Linked DNA regions of Mus musculus: region 1 is linked to region 2. Evidence: chromatin contacts called from ENCODE Hi-C or POLR2A ChIA-PET data. All regions are on one chromosome and are shown on one strand. The core of a region is the stretch at or near the end of the contact, and the rest is flanking DNA. Distances in the headings are between cores, read along the strand shown. Region 1 holds the start of Slu7 (SLU7 splicing factor homolog (S. cerevisiae)). Region 2 holds the start of Ccng1 (cyclin G1).

Region 1 (6,925 bases), core at 69-2,568, 2.7 Mb before region 2:
TGCACACGTTTATTTAGAGGCTGATTCCTTACAGAGCAGCAAGAGCCTCACTCACCACTCTAAACAATACCAGTTGCCAAGATTCAGGAGGAACAGTATCCCACTACTGGGGTTCCATACTATCTCTCTGCCCTAGACTTTTCATTTGATCTTCAAATCTACACAACCAACTGTGTACATGACATCCACACCCAGAACACTAAGTATTTATCCACAGCATTCCTTAAACTCCATGACTTTCCTGTGAAATTGTGTCTGCCTCCATCTCCCGAGTTCTGGCTTTATAGGCATATGCCACCATAGAGGTCTGTGTATGGGGCAGGTGAGACGGTTCACCTACTGCTCCTGTAGACAACCCTAACTCAGTTCTCAGCATCTATGTCAGGTGGCTCACAACTGTCCCTAACTCCAGCTACAGGGATTCCAAGAAGACTACACACGTTCTTACAAGGGCAAACCCACCTACCTACTTATACACATAATTAAAATAAAATAGACTTAAAAATAAAAACAGAAGTGTTAGAAATCCGTGGTAGTATATACTAGAAGCACAGATTTAATCATCTTCATTTTAACAGTTACCATTTCTTTAATTTACCATGCAGACCGTCACCAAATCTTTACAACCACCCTATTTTATGGTGAGGAAACAAGTTTGGGGCGGGGGGGGGGGGGTTAACACCTTCAGATAACAAGACATTAGTGAGAGACGACAGATCGCAAACCCAAGCCTGACTTTAGTTGGTCTTTCAACCCCTGTTACAAACCACAGACACTGGAGTGCAGGCCTGTCACATTCAAGATTAAGAGGGACTGAAGTGTTTTGTCATTAGGTTCCACTGCTCTGCAGAGGGTCCGGCTCTCTCCGAGTTAGAACTTTAACAGCTCCCACTCACTGATGCAATACGGACATTCTAATTTGACCCTCACAAAATAAGATCATCTCCACCTAACGGAAAAAACTGAACCTCAAAGGAACTCTTTTGGGGACAGAGGGCTCAGCTTCGGTACGGGCTGCTCAGGATGTCCGGCTTACAGTGACCAGGGCTTTTCCTTGAGGAGTCAGCCTCGGTCCGGCTGAACGCGAGGGCGGCGCCTGCGTCCTGGGCCACAGTCTCCACCCGGGTCCGCCGTTCCACGACGGCTCATCACCGCGAGGACTCACTGCAGGGGATACCCGCTCCCCGAGGTCCCCAGTTCGTCTGCTCAATCTCAGAACCCCAACTTACCCAGTCGCGCCGCAGACCACTCAAAACCATCCGCCAGAAACGAAGCGACTCGGCAATGTTTACTTCCGGGTTCCCTGCCTTCTTCCGGCTGCGCAGAGATAACTTCCGGGAGATCGGCACATGCGCATTTGCAAGCGCTTGGCTCTTTTTTTTTTTTTTTTTTTTTTTTTTTTTTTTTTTTGACCCAGAAAGGCGAAGTGATGGCAGTGCAGCTTTCTTTCTGGAACAGCACAGAATCTTTTTTTTTTTTTTTTTTTTTTTTTTTTTTAAAGATTTATTTATGTATATGGATAATCTATAGCTGTACAGATGGTTGTGAGCCTTCATGTGGTTGTCGGGAATTGAATTTTTTTAGGACCCCTGCTCGCTCCGGTCAACCCCGCTCGCCCAGTCAGTCTCTGCTTGCTCCCACCCAAAGATATATAAGTACACTGTAGCTCTCTTCAGACACACCAGAAGAGGGCATCAGATTCCACTACAGATGGTTGTGAGCCACCATGTGGTTGCTGGGTTTTGAACTCAGGACCTTCAGAAGAACAGTCAGTGAGTGCTCTTACCTGTTGAGCCATCTTGCCAGCCTACAGCACAGAATCTTAGCAAAAATGATTATTGAAAATGCTGCAAAGGTCGGCGTAATGGCACACACCTTTAATCCTAGCAGAGATAGGCATATCTTTGAGGTCCTGGCCAGTGACATAGGAAGACCCTTTTTCAAACAAACAAACAAACAAACATCCCCATAAAAAACAAACTCCTGGAAAATAGGCGACTTTGGTGAATTTATTTTTCTTAAAAAAAAAAAAAAAAAAAGCCTTATGCCAGGCAGTGGTGTCACATGCCTTTAATCCTAGCACTTGGGAGGCAGAGGCAGGCAGATTTCTGAGTTCGAGGCCAGCCTGGTCTACAGAGTGAGTTCCAGGACAGCCAGGGCTACACAGAGAAACCCTGTCTCAGGAAAAAAAAAAAAAAAGCCTTATGTTTTTTGTGTGTGAGTTTGCACATCATTGGCGTTAGATCATCTGTGACTGGAAATGCAGATATATGTCTGTGAACCAGAATGAGTACCAAACCGGGGGCTTCTGCAAGAATGACCTGTATTGACTACTGAGCCATTGCTTGGCCATTTTTCTTTATGCTGTCTTGTGGTTATTTATACTTCCCCTACGTGAAGTGCTCTTCAGATATACAGGACTATAGCTAACGTCCCCACCACCTCAGTCAAACAGCCCAAAGTAGTAGACTTTTTAAAAAAGGAACTTGAAGTGGGTTAAGAATGTAAAAATAATTTTGATTTTTCAAGGCAGCTAAAGGCAGAGCAGAGTCCTGCGGACTCAGAGCGCAAGGCTTGAGAGAGGGACCAAGAAGGCAGGGATTATCTTTGGATGAACGCTTTCTGTAAAGCTAAATTAGGAGAGACTTGTATTAGCTGAGGACTCTATTATAAGTTTACCAACCAGGTACATTATTTCCCAGTAACAAGTGGGGATCACAAAGCTGGCCTGGGAACACCATCACTCAGAAAAACATGTCCTTTTAAAGACAGGATGGTGATATTATTTACACTTGCAGTGGACTGGGGAAAAGCAATGTTTCCTGTTGGTGAGAGGGGAAGAAAACCTCTCAAGGAATTAGACAATGTTCACGTGGAAGCTGTGGGAATGTATATAGATTTATTTTTGAAAGCAAGACTTTTGTGTGCTGGTGGTTTAATTCAGAAGTAGATGCAAAGAGAAAATAACAGGTTGAGGGGATAAAAGGAACAGGGAATAGAAGGGACAGTAAAAGTGTAAGTGCTGTGTGTGTGCTTGTGTCCATGCGTGCGGGGCCCCGTGTGTTGTTTTTATTCTTCAACTCCCAGAGTTAGGCTCTTTCTTTTGATGATTAGCATAACACTCAGTAAATATTTGTTGAATGAATTTAAAGGAAGCTTGAGTTACATATTTACTAGGAACATCCCTTTGCGCACAAACAGATTTAAGGAAGTGTAGGAAGACAGACCCCAGTCTGATGTGATGTCTGTGTAGGGAATAGCTCTCACCCCAACTGTAAAGGAGTTACACACATCAAACTGCTCTTGCATCTACCCAGATTACTGCTCTTCCTAATTTTTGATTCTACTCTACTGCGAGTGTTTAAACCCAGTATTGGCTGTTTCCCCATCTCACTTTATAGGTTTCTCCCAACCCCCTTTTTAGTTGAAAGTAGACAATTGCGTGCTCATTTCCCTCGGCTGCAGACTGATGTCTGTAAAGCCATTCCTCAAATGTTTTCTCTCCCTTTAAATTTAGATTTGATTCCTTTATTCTCTGGATGAACAGTCATCTAGTTGACATTAGGAAAACAGTCTTGCTACTTTCTTCTTTTGAGTTTCTAAATATCTCCCCCACCCTGGTTAGGGCCTTCCTTATGTTGGGCAAACACGACCATGCAGCCATATACTCAGCCCTCAGAAGACTGCTTAAGAATATCATGCCCAAAAAGTCTCTCTGGAAAAACATGTGTTTTGACATAAGTCTGATCATAATTCCTTTCTTAGAGGTAGAGATCATGTCCCCTGTCCTCTCCTCCTCTCTCCGCTCTCTCAGGCTGGCCTTGAAGTCTACGTGGCACAGAAGGACTTTGAACTTCTGATCCTCCTGTCTGCCATCTTACTGGATTTATGCTTCTTCAGCATGCTAGCTAAGTGCTCTATCAACTGGGCTTTAGCCTTGATTATAAATGTAAAAAGCAGTCATGCATTTTATAGTGTTACCTATTTCTTTCTATGTATATGTATATGTACATATATATGAAACTTTTCAAAATAAGTATACATTTCTTAAATTTTATCAGCACCAAAATGTTTGCCTATGCCACTTAACAAAACCAAGATTTATATCCGCTACTTCTCTTTGAACATTTCCTTCTTTTTCTTTTGGAGATAAGATCTCACCATGTGGTCTTGTATAGCTACATGAACTCAATATGTAAACCTGTCTGGCCTCAAACTCACAGACATCCTTTTGACTCAGTGTCCCAAGTTGTTGAGATTAAAGGTGTGTGTCACTATGTCTGGCTTCTTCATTTTGAAGAACCTCTTTGGATAGAATTATGCAAAGATCCCGAAGCTAAGCAGAATCTGTTGGTGCTGAGGAAACAAAGGTGCCCCTTTGTGTCTAGAATAAGAGGAAGAATCACAGAGAATGAGATGCAGGATTTGACTAGCAATATAAAGTTTTGCTATTTTATTGCTAATAGGAAGCTTTCTTGCCTTCCAGTCTGGGCCGGTGTCCTGAGAAGCCCTTGGGGGAGAACTCCTCATCTAGTTCCACAACACCCAGAGGAAGTTCCACTCCCAGGCACTCTAACATGTCCAGGATCACAGGATTCCAGGAGCTTGGTTACACCAGGATCTCAGGGTCCCAGAGGCAGCTTAACTCCCTGGAGCTGTGACACACCCAGGATCTCGGGATCCCAGGATCCCAGAATCACAGGATCATAGAGACAGCTAAACTTTGAGGAGTTCTGACACAACCAGGATCACAGGAATGACAGGCTTCAGTCAGATATGTCGAGGGCAGGTAGCACTAGAGATAATCAGATGATGGGAGGTAAGCATAAGAACATAGGCAACAGAAACCAAGGTTACTTGGCAACATCAGAATCCAATTCTCCCACCATAGAATGTTGTGGATACACCATCACACCAGAAAAGCAAGGTTCGGATCTAAAATCACTTCTCATGATGATGATAGAGGACTTTAAGAAGGACATAAATAACTCCGTTAAAGAAGTACAGGAGAACACAGGTAAACAGGTAGAAGCCCTTAAAGAGGAAACACAAAAATCCTTAAAGAATTACAGGAAAACACAATCAAACAGGCAAAGGAAATGAACAAAACCATCCAAGATCTAAAAATGGAAATAGAAACAATAAAGAAATCACAAAGGGAGACAACCCTGAAGTTAGAAAATCTAGGAAAGAGATCAGGAGTCATAGATGAAGCATCACCAACAGAATACAAGAGAGAGAAGAGAGAATCTCAGGTGCAGAAGATACCATAGAAAACGTTGACACAACAGTCAAAGAAAACGCAAAAAGCTAAAGGCTTCTAACCCAAAACATCCAAGAAATCCAGGACACAATGAGAAGACTAAATCTAAGGATAATAGGTATAGAAGAGAGTGAAGATTCCCAACTTAAAGGGCCAGTAAATATCTTCAACAAAATTATAGAAGAAAACTTCCCTAACCCAAAGAAAGAGATGCCCATGAAAATACAAGAAGCCTACAGAAGTCCAAATAGTCTATTTGGACCAGAAAAGAAATTCCTCCCATCACATAATAATCAACATCAAATGCACTAAACAAAGAAAGAATATTAAAAGCAGTAAGGGAAAAAGGTCAAGTAACATATAAAGGCAAGCCTATCAGAATTACACCAGACTTCTCACCAGAGACTATGAAAGCCAGAGGATTCTGGGCAGATGTTATACAGACCATAAGAGAACACAAATGCCAGCCCAGGCTACTATACCCAGCAAAACTCTCAATTACCATAGATGAAGAAAACAAGATATTCCATGACAAAACCAAATTTTCTCAATATCTTTCCATAAACCTAGCCCTCCAAAGGATAATAGATGGAAAACTCCAACACAATGAGGGAAACTACACCCTAGAAAAAGCAAGAAAGGAATCTTTCAACAAATCCAAAAGGAGATAGTCACACAAACATAATTCCACCTCTAACAACAAAAATAACAGGAAGTAAGAATCACATTTCCTTAATAACTCAACATTAATGGACTCAATTCCCCAATAAAAAGACATAGACTAACATCTGGATACGTGAACAGGACCCAGCATGTTGCTGCATACAGGAAACACATCTCCATGACAAAGGCAGACACTACCTCAGAGTAAAAGGCTGGAAAACAATTTTCCAAGGAAATGGTCCCAAGAAATTAGCTGGAGTAGCCATTCTAATATCGAATAAAATCAACTTTCAACCAAAAGTTATCAAAAAAGATAAGGAAGGACACTTCATACTGGTAAAAGGAAAAATCTACCAAGATGAACTCTCAATACTGAATATCTATGCCCCAAATGCAAGAGTACCCACATTCATAAAAGAGACTTTACTAAAACTCAAAGCACACATCACACCCCATACTATAATAGTGGGAGGCTTCAATACCCCACTTTCATCAATGGACAGATCATGGAAACAGACACCAAACTGAGACACAGTGAAACTAACAGAATTTATGGACCACATGGACCTAACAGATATTTATAGAATATTTCATCCTAAATCAAAAGAATATACTTTCTCCTCAGCACCTCATGGTATCTTCTTCAAAACTGACCATATAATTGTTCACAAAACAGGCCTCCACAGATACAAGAAGACTGAATAATCCCATGCATCCTATCAGATCACCACAGACTAGTGCTGGTCTTAAATAACAACAAAAACAACAGAAAACACACATACACATGGAAGCTGAGCAATGCTCTACTCAATGATAACTTGGTCAAGGAAGTAATAAAGAAATTAAAGACTTTTTAGAATTTAATGAAAATGAAGACACATCATACCAAAACTTATGGGACACAATGCAAGCAGTGGTAAGAGGAAGACTCATAGCTCTGGGTACCTCCAAAAAGAAACTGATGAGAGTTTACACTAGCAGCTTGACAGCACACCTGAA
Region 2 (7,108 bases), core at 3,651-6,150:
ACCTGGGTAGGGAGGACTAGGCAATAGGAGCTTGAAGCAGCTGGTCACCTGGCAGCTACAGTCAAGAAGCAGAGAGCCTTGAGTGCCTGCTGAGGCTCTGATCCCTCTCCATTTCCAGGCTGCAAGCCAGGGAGCGGTGCCACCCGTAGTAAGTGGGTTTTCATACTACGGTTAACTCAATCAAGATAATACCCTGCAGGCAGGACCGGAGATCCGTCTCCGGAGCAACTCTAGATTTTTGTGAAGATGACAACACTACCCATCGCCTTTGGACTTACCTGCTATAATTCCTGTTGTTCAAGAGCATTCCTTTAGACTATTCCAGAGAACATGATCAAGTCTCCCTGTTACTGCTGCATTCTTAACTGCTCCAGAGTCATTATTGTGGCTTGTATTTAACTGTTGATTAGGAAGTAGGAAAATGGTAACTAAATGTGCTGTTAAGCTGGGCGTGGTGCCTCCACCTTTAATCCCAGCTCTTAGGAGGCAGGGGCAAGTAGATGTCTTTAAGTTTGAGGCCAGCCTGTTCTATAGAGCAAGCTCTAGCAATTTCTAGGACAGACAGAGATACATAATAGAAAGGGCCTGTCTCCTATATATGTATATACATATACATTTATATATAGAGAGTAACCCACTTCAGAATCATCAAAAAAGAACAGTATGAAACAATTTCAATATTATCCATAATTAAATAATATTTGAATTTCTATTATATTAAATCCCTTTGGCCAAAAGCCCAGAGGTGAAGTCTGAGTCCAAGGCAGATGTGTCACAAAAAAGAAACAGCATTTATTCACACATTCAAGACCAGTCAGAAACAAATATGCACTGGCCATATACATCTTAAATTAACTTTTGTTAATCTTGTAACCTTGAAATTTCATCATTATATACAGAGTATTTTAAACCAGGGTTGAATTATTTATATATATATTATATAATTATATTATATATATAATATTTATCATTGAGTCAAGGTAACAATATAGAACTCAGTCATTTGAAAACTTCCTGATAGGAACTCATGATCAAATACAGGCTTTTTAAATCATTATTAAAAATAGATTCTTCTCTTATACAATACTCTCCAACCAGTTTCCCCTACCCCTCCACTTCTCCCAGCTTCCCTACCTCCCCTCTGCCCCAGATCCATTCCTTATTCGTTTCTGTGAGAAATGACCTCTAAGCAGGCCTCCAAGAGACAAAAAACAATCATGACAAAACAAGACAATGCAAAGAGCCCTTATATCAAGGCTGGACAAGGCAACTCACTAGGAAGAAATGAGTCCCAAGAGCAGGAAAAAAACAGTCAGAGACACATCTGTTGAGAGTCCCACAAAAACACCCAGCTAACAGGTGTAACATACACAGAGAGAGCCTGATACAGACCCAGGCAGGCCAGTGCCTGCCACTTCAGTCTCTGGGAGCCTATATGAATGTCCTGCTTAGGTGATCCAGTGCCCATGTTTTCCTAGTGTCCTCCATCCCTTAGGACTTCTACAATCTTTCCTCCCCCTCCTCCACAGGGTTCCCAATATTTTAGGATAGGGGGGGCTGATGGAGGATGTTGTCCTTAGCAATGGAACCCCAATGTCAGTTTTCAGACAGTGACCTTCTGTCCCAGCATGAGCCTGTGTTGTTTAGGATCTCCATGGGAAGCCCTCAGCCAACAACTCAACCAAATTCAACCTAGCTTCACCAGTGGTTACAGAACCTAAGTCTCACCTAGCTACAAAAGATGACCAGGTCAGACTCAGTATCTCCCGTTACTAGGAGTCCACACTAGGGTCACCTTCATAGATTCCAGCAAGTTTTTACTACACTAGGTTTCCACACACCCCACCCCAAATGCCCCCAATTCCAGCTGTCTCACCACACTCTCCCACCATCCCCTACCTGATTGTTCCCACTCCCATCCCAACCTGTCCCCCCCTCCCCCCGAAGTCCACCTTTAGAATCTATTTCCCCTTCCCAGGGAGGTCCATGCATCCCCACTAGATCCCTCCTCTTTACCAAACCTCTCTGGGTCTGTAGATTATAGTTTGATTATCATTTACTTAGCAGCTACTATCCACTTATAAGTGAATACATGCCATACTTGTCTTTCTGGGTCTGGGTTATAATGAAATACTTGCTTTCATACTTTTACAAGAATAGATATTTGCTTGTTTTAAATTCTGCACCTCTTTTAAATTACTCAAAAGATGCTCTCTATTCCAATATTATAGAATCAAAGTTACAGTACTGTGTCATAGACTAGAACTTCTCTCAGCCTTGGTCAGAAAAGTCTCTTACCAGGATAGTCGCTATTTAAAGCAGAAATTTATAACTGATCAAGGTATTGAGAGTAAGCAAGTATAGAGTGCTCAGCTCTGAGCAGGACTTCTGTAACAACCCCTCCAAGGCCTAGGAATACTAGGAGAGGATGGAAAGGCTTTCAGAGCTGAAGGGGCATGGTGCCATCAAACGCTATCTTCTGGACATGACATGTCCATTGCAGTCAGAAAGTTACAGTATTTGTGACTGTGTTCATAAGACCAGAACACACACACACACACACACACACACGCGACAGCAGAGGCCAGAAAGACAGCTCCAAAGTTTAGAGCACCCGGGTTGCAACTGCAGAGCTCTAACATTCTCCTCCCCATTTCCTAGGGCATTGCACAAACACCCATACATACACACAAATATATAAATAATTAAAAATGAAAGTAAAGTGTATTTTAATTGAAATAGAAAAGGAGAAATAAGCAAAGACTGCCTATTATATTTGTTTCTTAAACGTGTCAGTAAAATAATTTTCATATAAAGAATTGAGAATTAAAAAAGAAAACACAGGATCCTAAGAGAAAATATTTTTTAACACATAATGTACTGCCAACAAATTCTCAACAGGAATTTTAAACATAAGACGTAGAAGGTAACAAAAGTCATTTGAAAATTCTTATTAGCATTAACACTCTTTAAGCTTCCTTCAAAGTTAAGAAAACCGATAAAAGAATAAACAGAACCAACTATTTACATAAAGCACTTAAGAACACAGTTAATCATAAAAGGCTACCATTTACCACATGCTTCCCAGCACTTAATCTTCCCACTTATATAGGATTAAGACATTTCTCCTGCCTATTTTTGAGCAGCCAAGATAGAAACCCAAATTGAAAAAAAAAAAAAAATGGGAGGAGAGAGATGGCTCACTAGAGCATGTCTTAAGTTGGGATTTTATTGCTGTGAACAGACACAATCATCACAGCAGCTGTTATAAAGGAAAACATTTCACTGGGGCTGGCTTACAGTTTCAGAGGTTTAGTCCATTATTGTCATGGCAGGAAGCGTGGCAGGCAGACATGGTTCTGGAGAAGGAGCTGAGAGCTCTGCCTCTGGATTCACAGGCAGCAGGAAGAGCAAATGAGCCAGTAGGTCTGATTTTGAGCTTCAGAGATCTCAAAGCCAATTGCTACTGAAGCACTTTCTCCGACAAAGCCACACCTTCTAATAGTGCCACTCTCTATGAACTTATGGGGGCTATTTTTATTCACACCACCACAGAGCACTTATAAATTACTGGTTTTGTAGATTTACAGAACCAGGGATCCAAATGAATACTGTTCCTTGGTCAACTCACAGCTAACTGCCTGAAATGCCAGATCCAACATCTCTGGTCTCTGAGGGTAGCCACATTCCTGTGCCATACATTCCCCACTTCACCAACACCCCCAGATATAATTTTAAAATCTAAAACTTTTTTTTTAATTAAAGAGAAAAGGCCAGGCATGATGGTGCATGTTTTTAATCCCAGCACTAGGAGAGTCAGAGGCAGGTGGATCTCTAAGTTCAAGACCAGCCTAGTTTACATAGCTAAGGAGTTCCAGGACAGCTTGGACTACATAAAGACCCTGTCTCAAATAAAACATCACTTGTATCTAGTTAATGACCGTTATGGACGGCCAGCCGGCTTGGCTCTTTCTTATTTTCATGAGATGTACTGGAATGGACAAAATCCTGAACACCACCGTCACCACCCCAACTCCTCACCCTCACCCCCACTGCAGCCATGCGAGCTGAGAACCTACTCTCTGTGCATTGCTCCTGAGGACATGCCCTTCCCCGCTACCCCCGAAAGGAGTCCAGCAAGAGTTCAGGATAATTATTTTTCCGTTAACCTGGTAGAGAAGAGGCTTATAGAGATTAATTTTGTAAGAATAATGTTCCTTCACACCCTATTCTGAAGCCTGAGATTCGGCTCACTGCAGATGGGGTTTTCCAGGCACTGTTCTTTGCTGTTTTCTGCCAGACATATGGCATTTTAAGTCACTGATGATAGTATGAGGGTGCTACAAGAACAAATTCAGAAAATTAGCAGAGGACCAAGAAACTACATACTCTGACATCATTGTAACATCTGAGAAGTTTTGCAAGAAACAAAATAAGATAACGATGAACTGATTCCTAAAACTCAGAGAGAACACTCTAGAGAAGCCTATAGAGAACACTATAGAGAAGCCTACCATCTCATTATCTGTAAAGAGAACGAAAGCATTTTTTTTTTTTAACTTGCCATTGTGTTTTTAGAAAGAGGGGACTGAGCTGCAGTGAACAACAACAAAAGGAAAAAAGCAAAAACCAAAACAATGCAAAACAAAAACCCTCACAGTACATTCTGGTCCGCTACCCAGACCAATCTGGCTAATAGAGGCCAGACCTGCCCGGGCAAGCCTTGGCACTGAACACTCAGTTCCGCAGCTTAAGGAAGGACAGTTCGGAAATGCTCCAATGAGAGAGGCTGCGAGAGTCGGGCGTGGCTCGAAAGGGGAGGAGAATTGAAGTCTGGACAACGGGAAGTGTGCGCTGATTGGCCGAGCTTCCTCAGAGACCATCCATCAAAAGAACCACACCAATCAGCGACGTAGATGCGTCCCAGCTAGAGAGCCAGGTCTCCAGCTTGTTCCCCCACTGCCCGGCGCAGTCCTTCGCTGCGCGCTGACCCCGAGGAAGGCAGTACTTGGTCAGGGCGCTGAGGGACCCTCCACCGGGACGCCGGCCCCTCCCCGGGCCTCTGCTCACTTGACCCCCACTCCCTAGTCCGTCCCCTTAGTAGGCCTGTCGGATCGGGGACGTGGGGCGAGCTGAGAGCAGGCCCGGGGTGGGTGGTCACCGTGGTGAAGACGTGGCTGTCAAGGTGAGAGGGGACTATGGGGTGGATCTCAGAACCCTGCACTCCGGAACGCAAGCCCGGGCTAGTCTGCGCCTAGAGAGAGGCGCAGCGGGAGCGGTATTCCTATGTCATGCCTCCCAGTCCCAACCTGCACCCCTGAACTGAGTTAGTGGTTCCTCACCAAGACGACCTTCCTGTCACATCTTTAAACTGCCCAGGGAAGAATCGTCCTCTGTATCCAGGGCTTAGGTTGTGCCCAGGACTCAGAGGAAGTGTAATGCATACTTCCACCAATGCAACTCCCCAGCTTCACCTAACTTTTTCTTTTGGTTTTTAAATGGCGTTAGACTATTCGGAGCACTGAGTGCTAAGCACCGTGCCACACTGAGTCATATCGTGTGTTATTCACAGCCACTCCAAGAAACAGATGTTGTCACCCTCATTTCACAGGTGTAAAAATAAGCTCATTACCTGGAAATAAATGGGCACCTGTGTGCTAAGCGGTTTGTGTGACTCCTTTTAAGCTACCCAATCTATGAGCTATGAGATTGTAGGTAATAATCGTATTTCTACTTCATAGGTAAGGAACTAAGGTTCACGTTGTTAACATATATGGCAGAGTATGTACTATCATTTGACTTTTAGTTTGGGTGTATCATGTGGGGCAGTATCTATTTGTGGCATGTACTGACAATGAAGAAGTCTTTGCTTAAGTAGAGAAAAAAAATTTTTAAGCCATAGTTTATGTCCTATACAAACTCACAATTTAGGAATGTGACCTACTGGGAGAAGGTAAAAATACTTACAGACCTTGGCTTTGCAGTGTCTTCGTCTTAGACGTAATGGAAATGGGGTGGGGGGTGGAGGGGGCATGCACTATAAAGCACTTTTTGCCACAATGCAGAGATAGCCAGGCAGGGTTCTTATGCTCTTTTCTGGGTTTGTTCTATTTATAGATGATAGAAGTACTGACAACTGACTCTCAGAAACTGCTACACCAGCTGAACACCCTGTTGGAACAGGAGTCTAGATGTCAGCCAAAGGTCTGCGGCTTGAAACTAATTGAGTCGGCCCATGATAATGGCCTCAGAATGACTGCAAGATTACGGGACTTTGAAGTAAAAGATCTACTTAGTCTAACTCAGTTCTTTGGCTTTGACACGGAGACATTTTCCCTAGCTGTGAATTTACTGGACAGATTCTTGTCTAAAATGAAGGTATGTTTATGTTACAATATCTCAGCTCTTAATTTCGCTCCATGTGTTTAAGAGATCAAATTGCAGAGGGCTGGAGAAATGGCTCAGTAGCTAGGAGTGCATGTTGGTCTTCCAGAAAATCTAAATTAAGTTCCAACAGCTAGGTGGGCAGTTGAAATCTGAGGCCCTCTTCTAGCCTCCTCTGGCACATGCACAAATGTACCAAACACACTCACACACACATCAAATTAATAAAAAGGAAAAAAAGCCATCAAATTTCTGGATTAGGGCTGGTATACAAAAACCACTTTCAAATGTGGCAATGCTTCCTTTCCATAATGAAGACTTGTAAAACATCACTTATTAGTTGTATACTGAAGTAGAAAGTAATTTAACATCAAGCCATTAATTGTAGTACTCCAGTAGCGGGAAAGCTGGCTCTATGTAACAAACTGTCTTGAGCCAGCAAAGTAGCTGAACACAGAGAGTACTTGTTACACAGGCCTCAGAGAGTCAAGTCTGAGTGCTGTCCCTGGAACACTTAAGTGAAGAGAATGAACCAAGTCCCCAAATCTGTCCTCTGACCTTCACACATACACTAGGGCAGACACACGCCCTCCTAGCTAACTCTCCCTTACACAGAGGAATAATCAAAATAAAATTAAGGGCCTGGTGAAATGCCTTTAATCCTAGCACTCGGATGGCAAAGACAGGCAGGTTTCTGTGAGTTCGAGGCCAGCCAGGTAGACAT

The links. A loop is a pair of places that touch in the nucleus more often than their neighbours do. ChIA-PET counts read pairs that join two places held with the same protein, here RNA polymerase II (POLR2A).
Region 1: a loop to region 2 is called in a map of T-helper 17 cell, with 6 times the contacts of the local background. The contact joins the promoter of Slu7 here to the promoter of Ccng1 in region 2. A Hi-C loop is called at or near these places in 2 of 37 maps with a recorded cell type or tissue (T-helper 17 cell and v-Abl transformed pro-B cells). POLR2A ChIA-PET finds 5 or more read pairs at or near these places in 1 of 5 experiments (embryonic stem cell).

Annotation. Positions count from the first base shown.
Region 1 is chr11:43,428,124-43,435,048 of GRCm38, reverse strand. It overlaps Slu7 (SLU7 splicing factor homolog (S. cerevisiae)), which reads right to left and starts at 1,318. Exons shown (of 16, transcript NM_198936.1): 1 at 1,230-1,318.
Region 2 is chr11:40,753,078-40,760,185 of GRCm38, reverse strand. It overlaps Ccng1 (cyclin G1), which reads left to right and starts at 4,900. Exons shown (of 6, transcript NM_009831.2): 1 at 4,900-5,185; 2 at 6,118-6,378. The coding sequence starts at 6,118.